3 separate regions of the Homo sapiens genome follow, and all the other regions are linked to region 2. Evidence: chromatin loops called from intact Hi-C (ENCODE). Cell type or tissue: thyroid gland. All regions are shown on one strand. Region 1 overlaps ACSBG1 (acyl-CoA synthetase bubblegum family member 1). Region 2 has its middle 120 kb from the start of TBC1D2B. Region 3 has its middle 6.3 kb from the start of ACSBG1.

The links. A loop is a pair of places that touch in the nucleus more often than their neighbours do. Peaks named below come from ENCODE experiments on the same cell type or tissue, not always from the same donor. Only the 100,000 strongest peaks of a DNase experiment are listed, where the experiment ranks them.
Region 1: it touches region 2 in a loop (5-fold over the local background); 25 of 110 quality-filtered maps call a loop at or near these places.
Region 3: it touches region 2 in a loop (5-fold over the local background); 76 of 110 quality-filtered maps call a loop at or near these places.

Annotation. Positions count from the first base shown.
Region 1 is chr15:78,194,462-78,196,961 of GRCh38, forward strand. ACSBG1 (acyl-CoA synthetase bubblegum family member 1) reads right to left here. Exons shown (of 14, transcript NM_015162.5): 3 at 45-265. Among named protein-coding and RNA genes, the nearest start is that of ACSBG1, 39 kb to the right of the region's middle. RefSeq lists an enhancer at 1,222-1,271 and a silencer at 1,432-1,491. In thyroid gland, a CTCF peak has its summit at 1,375 (motif pointing left); a DNase peak (open chromatin) is centred at 1,370.
Region 2 is chr15:77,958,289-77,960,788 of GRCh38, forward strand. No RefSeq gene overlaps it. Among named protein-coding and RNA genes, the nearest start is that of TBC1D2B, 120 kb to the right of the region's middle. RefSeq lists a silencer at 1,119-1,413 and an enhancer at 2,072-2,500. In thyroid gland, no CTCF peak of the experiment used is centred here; a DNase peak (open chromatin) is centred at 1,293.
Region 3 is chr15:78,239,594-78,242,093 of GRCh38, forward strand. No RefSeq gene overlaps it. Among named protein-coding and RNA genes, the nearest start is that of ACSBG1, 6.3 kb to the left of the region's middle. In thyroid gland, CTCF peaks have their summits at 1,519 (motif pointing left) and 1,719 (motif pointing right); a DNase peak (open chromatin) is centred at 1,528.

The DNA.
Region 1 (2,500 bases), 240 kb after region 2:
ACATCTGGGGAGGGGCAAGGCCTTGCCATGAGGGGCCCCCTTACCTTCAGGAAGCCCTTGGCGGCTCTGCGGGCGAGCAGGTAGTATTGGGAGTAGGAGATGTGTTCCCACTTGTCCTGGCGCTTGAAGCCCAAAGCGATGAGGTCCCCATACTTATCCAGGGCCTCGTAGAACATCCGATGCACAGTGTAGGGAAGCTGTGGGCAGCTGGGGTCTATGCGCAGGCGCACCCGCCCATCGGCCCGAGTCGTCCACAGCGCCTCCTCTGTGGGGTGGGGGAGACCACAGCTTGGATCATGCCAGCCTGGGGACACTTGTCCTGCCCTGGGCAGAGCTCGCAGCCCGTCTGGTGCTGACAATGCCTTGGGTCCTCGGCCTTGAGGCTGGCAGGCCAGGGTAGACTGGGGTAGACTGGGGTAGGCTGGGAGACCGCCTAGAGGAGGAGGTCTGACTCAGCCTTGAAGGAAGAGCAAAGTTTAGGGATGCAGCAAGGAAGAGGAGAGGAAATAACTGGAGGACAGACGGAAGTCCTAGACACTCTGTTCCTTCTTTTATCCCAATTGGAATTTGCCTCCCAAGGTTGGGCAGTGGAACTGTCAGATCTCCAGGTGCCTTCAGGGTATCTGTCTTTCCCTGCCCTCCTGTGAACAGGTTGGGGACAGATCCAGCTAGACAGAAGGTCAAAGCACCAAAGAGAACGACCCTCCCGAGGGTCTGGAGGAGACTGAAAACCATCAGCCCTGCTCTCCAGCCTGAAGTCTCCCAGTCTCAGAAAATAACAACAGTCTTTGCTCATTCTCCTCCTACAAATGAGGTGTCTCATTTAGTCTTCACAGCATGGGTTTGGAGAGCTCCACTGCACAGACGGGGCAGCTGCAGCTCAGAGAGGTTCAGTCATTTATCGAAGATCACACATCAAGGAAGTGCAGGGTCAGGATTTGAACTCAGGTGTACCTGATTCCACAGCTCACACTTAGGACATTGTCTGGGGTGCCACCCTGCCTTTAAGAGTCAGAGGCTTACTCTGTGTATGGTGGGTGGGAACAGAGGTCTACCACTTAGTATGCAAGACTTGGACAAGCCACTGAACCACTGAGTCAATTTCAGGGGAAAGATGAGGACTCAGTTCTCAGGGTGGACATGAGGATCAAGAGAAAGGGTGTATATGAAGAAGCTTTGACCTATGGCTGGTGCTCCATAAATGCACATTTTCCTTCTTCCTCTTTTTTCCAAATTTGCAAAGGAAGCTTGGATGGGTGGTCTGGACCCTTTGGTCCCGTGAGACGTCCTTTCCTTGGGGCAAGGGTGGTGGTTCCATGATGATGGTGGGAAGGGATGAGGGCTGGCCAGGACAGGTGGGGCTGCCCTGCCACCTGCTGGCCAGACCCACCTCGCCTATTCTCCTGTCACCGGTCCTTCCCTGAGGCAGACAAATGAACTAGATGAGCTTGTTCCTCCTCTTTGACACTCTTAGGTTGCATGCAGACTCAGGTTGGCAGAAAGAGGTAAAGATCTGGGGGCTGGGACAGGAGAGCCCATTCCTCCTCCTGTGGAGGGCCGGAAGTAGGGATGACAAGGACATATCCAGACCCAAACGGGATACATGGCAGCCTGCAGGAAATGCAGGCGGGACAGGGGAGGGTGCCAGAGAGGTGCTTGGCACCTCTGTATGGCAGAGGTTAAGACCTTCTGGGATGGATGCCCATGCCACTGGCCATGAGGGAGCCCTGAGCCTTCAGGTAGTGGCGTGAGTCAAGGGCCACTAGGCCCCGTCCAATCACTCCTCAGACCTCTCCAAGCCTTGCCCCATATCCCGGGATGCTAGCCTGGTGGACCCCGCTGATCTGCCTCTTCAGAGCCTCTAACTGTTGCATTTTGCTAAAGTCCATGCCCAGACCAGAAAGTCAGGTACACCTGGGTTCAAAAACCTCAATTCTGCCTCTGTGTGCTGTTTGACCTAACAAACCATTCTCTCAGCTGCATCTTCATCACCTGCAAATGTGAGGGGTTGATGAGGACATGGGGACACAGAAGCCCTCATACAGTGCTGGTGGGAATGAGATGGGACAGCCATGTGGGAAAACAGGTTAGCAGTTTCTTAAAGAGTTAAACATAAAACTACAGTACGACCCAACAACTCCACTCTTAGGTATCTACCCAAGAGAAATAAAAACACATGTCCCCACGAAGACTTACACACAGATGTTCTTCACAGCATTGTTTATGAGTCAAAAAATTGAAACAACCCAAATGTCCACTGACTGGTAAATGAAAAACAAAATGTGGTCAGAGAGTAGAATGCTATTCAGCTCTGAAAAGGAACAAAGTGGCCTGGTGCAGTGGCTCGCACCTGTAAACATGTGAGGAGACTGAGGCGGGGTATCACTTGAGCCCAGGAGTTCAAGACCAGCCTGGGCAACATAGTGAGACCCTATCTCTAAAAAAAAAAAAAATTAGCAGGGCATGGTGTTGTGTGCCTGTATTCCCAGCTACTTGGGAG
Region 2 (2,500 bases):
AGTTGTTTATGCTGGGAGACCATCATCAATTCAGGTACTCCATCATGGCCACAATTCGAAGTATGATTAATATCATATTCATTCTATTCTAAAAGTAGAGAAGACAAAGACCAACAATTCTAAGAAAAATTGAAAAAATATATGAAAGTTCAAAGAAAAATGCAAATGCCACTGACACACAGGAAAAAATGTTTAACTTCACTGATAATAAGAAAGATACAATTTTAGGCTGGGCGCAGTGGCTCACACCTGTAATCCCAGCACTTTGGGAGGCTGAGGTGGGAGGATCACTTGAGGCCACGAAGTGTAGGTGGCAGTGAGCTGAGATGGTGCCACTTGGGGTGACAGAGTGAGATCCTGTCTCAAAAAAAAAAAAAAGATATATAAACAACATCCTGCAACCTCTACATGTGGCCATGATTGATAACAGGGACCAGATTTGCCTCCCACCTTGAACAACTAGAAAAATGGAACAACATATATAAAACAATAGTTTTCGGACATTGGAGAACAGGTCGAGCAGAACTATGATCCCTAAAAGAAGGTGAACCCTACAGTGTCCTCAGTTTACTGCCGGAAGCAATCACAGGCTCCAACACAGCAGGGGAAATCCAAAGTCCAGTGACGTGTACACCACTCTTGAGCTGTTTTCTATTAACCTCCAGGTCCTTCAGGCCAGCCCTCCTGGGGCTCTGCCTTGGGAATTGGTATTGGTAACAAAGGGAATAGAGAGGAACATGCATAGAGCTCTCCATTTAGACTGACATATTCACACTGGGTTCCAGTTTCAGCTGAGAGACTGTAAGCACATCGCTAGCCCACTCTAATCCTGTATCCTAGCTGTGTAATCACCTATTTCCCATCAATTGCAAGGCTGGAGAGAAAAGTGCCCACTCTGGCCAGTACACAGTAGGAGCTTAGTAAGCTTAAGCTCGCTTGCTTCCCCACTATCCTAACGTATTAGGGGAAAGACAGAGATGTGGGGAATGGCACCTGGGAGGCTCCAGCTGTATGCTTCACAATCCTACCAATGAAAAATCTGAATTAGGCTTCAGTTTCCCTTCTACAAAATGAGACAGGACAGGAGTGGGTAGGAAGAGGAGGAGCTGGGCTTTGTTGGTTTAAGCTGGGCCCTTCTGATTCTGTAACGTGAACTTCACTGTTGGGTCCAGCCCATTCCCCTGCCGGGGCTTCGCGTGCTCTGTCTTTTGGCCAAGTCCAAGTCTGTCCAGGGTTGGGGTGGGGAGAAGCAGTTCCCCCATATAACCTGCAGGTGGCACCAGAGCCGCGCGGGAACCGAGGGTTCTGTTCCAGCCTTCCTGGAGACTCGGGCAGGGTGGGGTAGGGCGAGGCAGAGGTGGTGCACACCGCTCAGCTGGGCAGCGGCACGCAGCTGTGGATCAGCCCACACCGTTTAAAATGGACACATGGGTCGTCCGGCTAATTTCCTCTCTTTGGTAGGGTGAGCATATGCTTTATCATCCAAATCCAGACACTTCGGAAAGTGAAAGGGGGCACTATCATAATTGCACCAGGATAGTCATAACCTTAGCTGTACCTTGCAAACCAGAACCTCTGGTCACCCTACTGTCTGATCACTTTTTCTTCCTTGTTTCTATTCTTTTAATTGTTTTTTTCTTTTTAAACACACAGCGTTTTCTTTCCCCAAGGCCCACTGTTTTTGAAAATGCTGTTGCATTCGTGATATTTTCGACCAGGCAACATCTGCCTTGGCATCTTGAGTCTGAACAGTCTCTCTGAACCCATCCCAAAGGCTGGTTTTAGCTTCCAGTCAGAAGATTCTGTTCTTGGCTTGCCATCTCCATGACTCAAGAATTAAAGATGTCAGATGTGGAACAGTGACCCTTATATCAACTCTGGTGCCTCTTTGCTACATTTATTCCTGCAAATTTTTATTTGTTTGTTTGTTTGTTTGTTTTGAGACGGAGTCTCGTTCTGTTGCCCAGGCTGGAGTGCAGTGGCACAATCAGGTCACTGCAACCTTCGCCTTCTGGTTCCAGTGATTCTCATGCCTCAGCCTCCCAAGTAGCTGGTACTATAGGCGTCCACCACCACGCCTGGTTGATTTTTGTATCTTTAGAAGAGATGGGGTTTCACCCCGTTGGCCAGGCTGGTCAGAAACTCCTGACCTCAGGTGATTTGCCCGCCTCAGCCTCCCTAAGTGCTGGGATTACAGGCCTGAGCCACTGCACCTGGCCGTATTCCTATGGTTTTGTTCTGAGTGCTCATGTCCTTTGTCTCTTTGAATTTACGTATATTGGTTTATTGAATTGCAAGTAGACAAGTCCCATTAAGCGCAATTCTTATGTTTCCAAGATCATCTCATTACTCCATTCAACCCCAAATTAGCATGCCTTTTATCCCCTTGTTTCTGAACCCTCTTCACTTAATAGTCTCATAAACATCCATCCATTGCAAAAAGGACTCTAACTTTTCTCACTTCCATTTTTAGTTGATTCATTGCTATCCAAGTAATGAT
Region 3 (2,500 bases), 280 kb after region 2:
GTGACTGGGTTTCACCATGTCAGCCAGGATGGTCTCGATCTCCTGACCTCGTGATCTGCCCGCCTCAGGCTCCCAAAGTGCTGGGATTACAGGCGTAAGCCACCGTGCCCCACCAGTTGCAAGATTTAGTAGAGTGAAAACAGAGCTCCCATACAAAGGGAGGAGACCCAAAGTGGGTAGCCAGTTGCCAGCTGGAATGCCTGGGTTTATATCCCGATTGTCGTTCCTCCTGCTGTGCTCTCAGGCAATAGATGATTGGCTATTTCTTTACCTCCTGTTTTTGCCTAATTAGCATTTTAATGAGCTCTCTTTATTACCTGATTGGTCAGGTATGAGCTAAGTTGCAAGCCCCGTGTTTAAAGGTGGATGTGGCCATCTTCCCAGCTAGGCTTAGGGATTCTCAGTCGGCCTAGGAAATCCAGCTGGTCCTGTCTCTCAAAACCAACAGATTAAATGTCCTGCCATTAGGAGGAAGGGTGGAGAGCTGTAAAAAAAATTTTTTTTCCATTGAGTTACAGAAAATAAAACTGCAGTTTTGCCCACCTGAGTTTGTCGATTGAGGAAGTTTGTGCCTGCTATGCGTGTAAGGCCAAATGCCTCTGCACCAGCCTCTACTGTCATCGAAGTGATTGCTGCCCTCACTGGTTTTCAACTTCAAGAATTGGCTGGGTGTGGTGGCTCATGCCTAGCACTTTGGGAAGCTGAGGCAGGTTGACTGCCTGAGCTCAGGAGTTCGAGACCAGCCTGGGCAACACAGTGAAACCCCATCTCTACTAAAATACAAAAAATTAGCTGGCGTGGTGCTGTGCACCTGTAATCCCAGCTACTCAGGAGGCTGAGGCAGGAGAATTGCTAGAAGCCGGGAGGCGGAAGTTGCAGTGAGCCAAGATCACGCCACTGCACTCCAGCCTGGGCAACAGAGTGAGACTCCATCTCTTAAAAAAAAAAAAAAAAAAAATCAAGACCACTATTTTCCAATCAATTTCTTTACCACCTTCATTAGTTTTGCCATATTTGGTTTCCCCAGGGGTATAGTACATTATTTACTATTTTTCAACTCCATTTTATAATTTAAAAATGAAATAGCTTTATTCTAAGCAATTGAAGAACTTGTTATATAAATATATACAGATATTTCCCAATGCATGTTGAAATTAACATGAAACTACCTTTTCTTCTTTCTTTTTGAGAGATTGAGGGGGGGGTCTCATCATGTTGCTCGGGCTGGTCTTGAACTCCTGGGGTCAAGCAATCAGCCTGCCTCCCACAACAAAGAGATATTAAGTGTTTTGTTTTTGTTTTTAAAAGCCTTTAAAAAGGCTTGGGTGGGAGGGTCATTGCTGTATGTTTTCAGCATTAGCTTTTCTGGGCCACTTTTTTGTTATCATGCGTATGTATTACCAGGAGACGATTTTTTTTTTCTTTTTAAATTTCAAAATACTGCACCTGGGGCTCTGGATTGAGGCCTCGCAGTCGTCTCTGGGTGCAGGACGAGCAGGAGAACAATGGGCCTCTGCTGACCCCTGCTGGCCAGAGCGCCTCCCACCCACCCAGGTCTCCACAGGACTGGGATCTTGCGCCACTGCCTCCATCCCCAGAAACAGCCGTCCTTCCTCCCCTGCCCCCAGAAGGCCTCCGGCAGCCACCACAGTGTGCTCTGGACATCGAGTCTGGGGCCCGGCTGGGAGACCCTTGTGCTCCAGAGGGCGCTGAGGCTCTGGGCTGCATTTGTGTCCCCTCTGGCCCTGTCTACATCGAGTGGGTGGGGTGTGAGTCCTGGGATCAGAGTATCCTCCAGCTCTAGATAAAACCCGACTTTGGAAGGCCAAGGTGGGTGGATGACCTGAGGTCAGGAGTTCGAGACCGGTCTGACCAACATGGTAAAGCCCTGTCTCTACTAAAAATACAAAAATAAGCCAGGCGTGGTGGTGGGTGCCTGTAGTCCAAGCTACTCGGGAGGCTGAGGCAGGAGAATTGCTTGAACCCAGGCGGTGGAGGTTGCAGTGAGCCAAGGTTGCACCACTGCACTCCAGCCTGGGTGACAGAGACTCTGTCTCAAAAATAAATAAAATAAAATAGATAAAACCCAGAGATTTTTGGAGATTCAAACTCCTCTCCCAGGGACTCACATTCTCTGAGCTATGGGTCACCAGGGCAGAGCTTTCCTGAGAGGAGGGGCAGAAGAACGTAGCACATAGAGGATTCTAACCTGCCAGGACTGAGCTGGGAGTGGGCAATGGAGACCACGGAGGATGGAGGCCTTTGGAGGATTAGGGAAGGAGGAGGAAGGGAGGGAACCCAGATGTCTGGGCAACCTCTGCAGAGGAGGCACCTTCTTTTCTCACCTGGAAAGACCTGGATCAAGGGCCACGTGACCCGTATTCTCCAGATCTGCACCATATAGGGCAGGGGTGGAACACACTGGTTTTTGGATTTGCACCATGACCCAAGCCAAGTCACCTCTCTGAGTCTCAGTTTCCTCCTCTGTAAAATGGAGAGT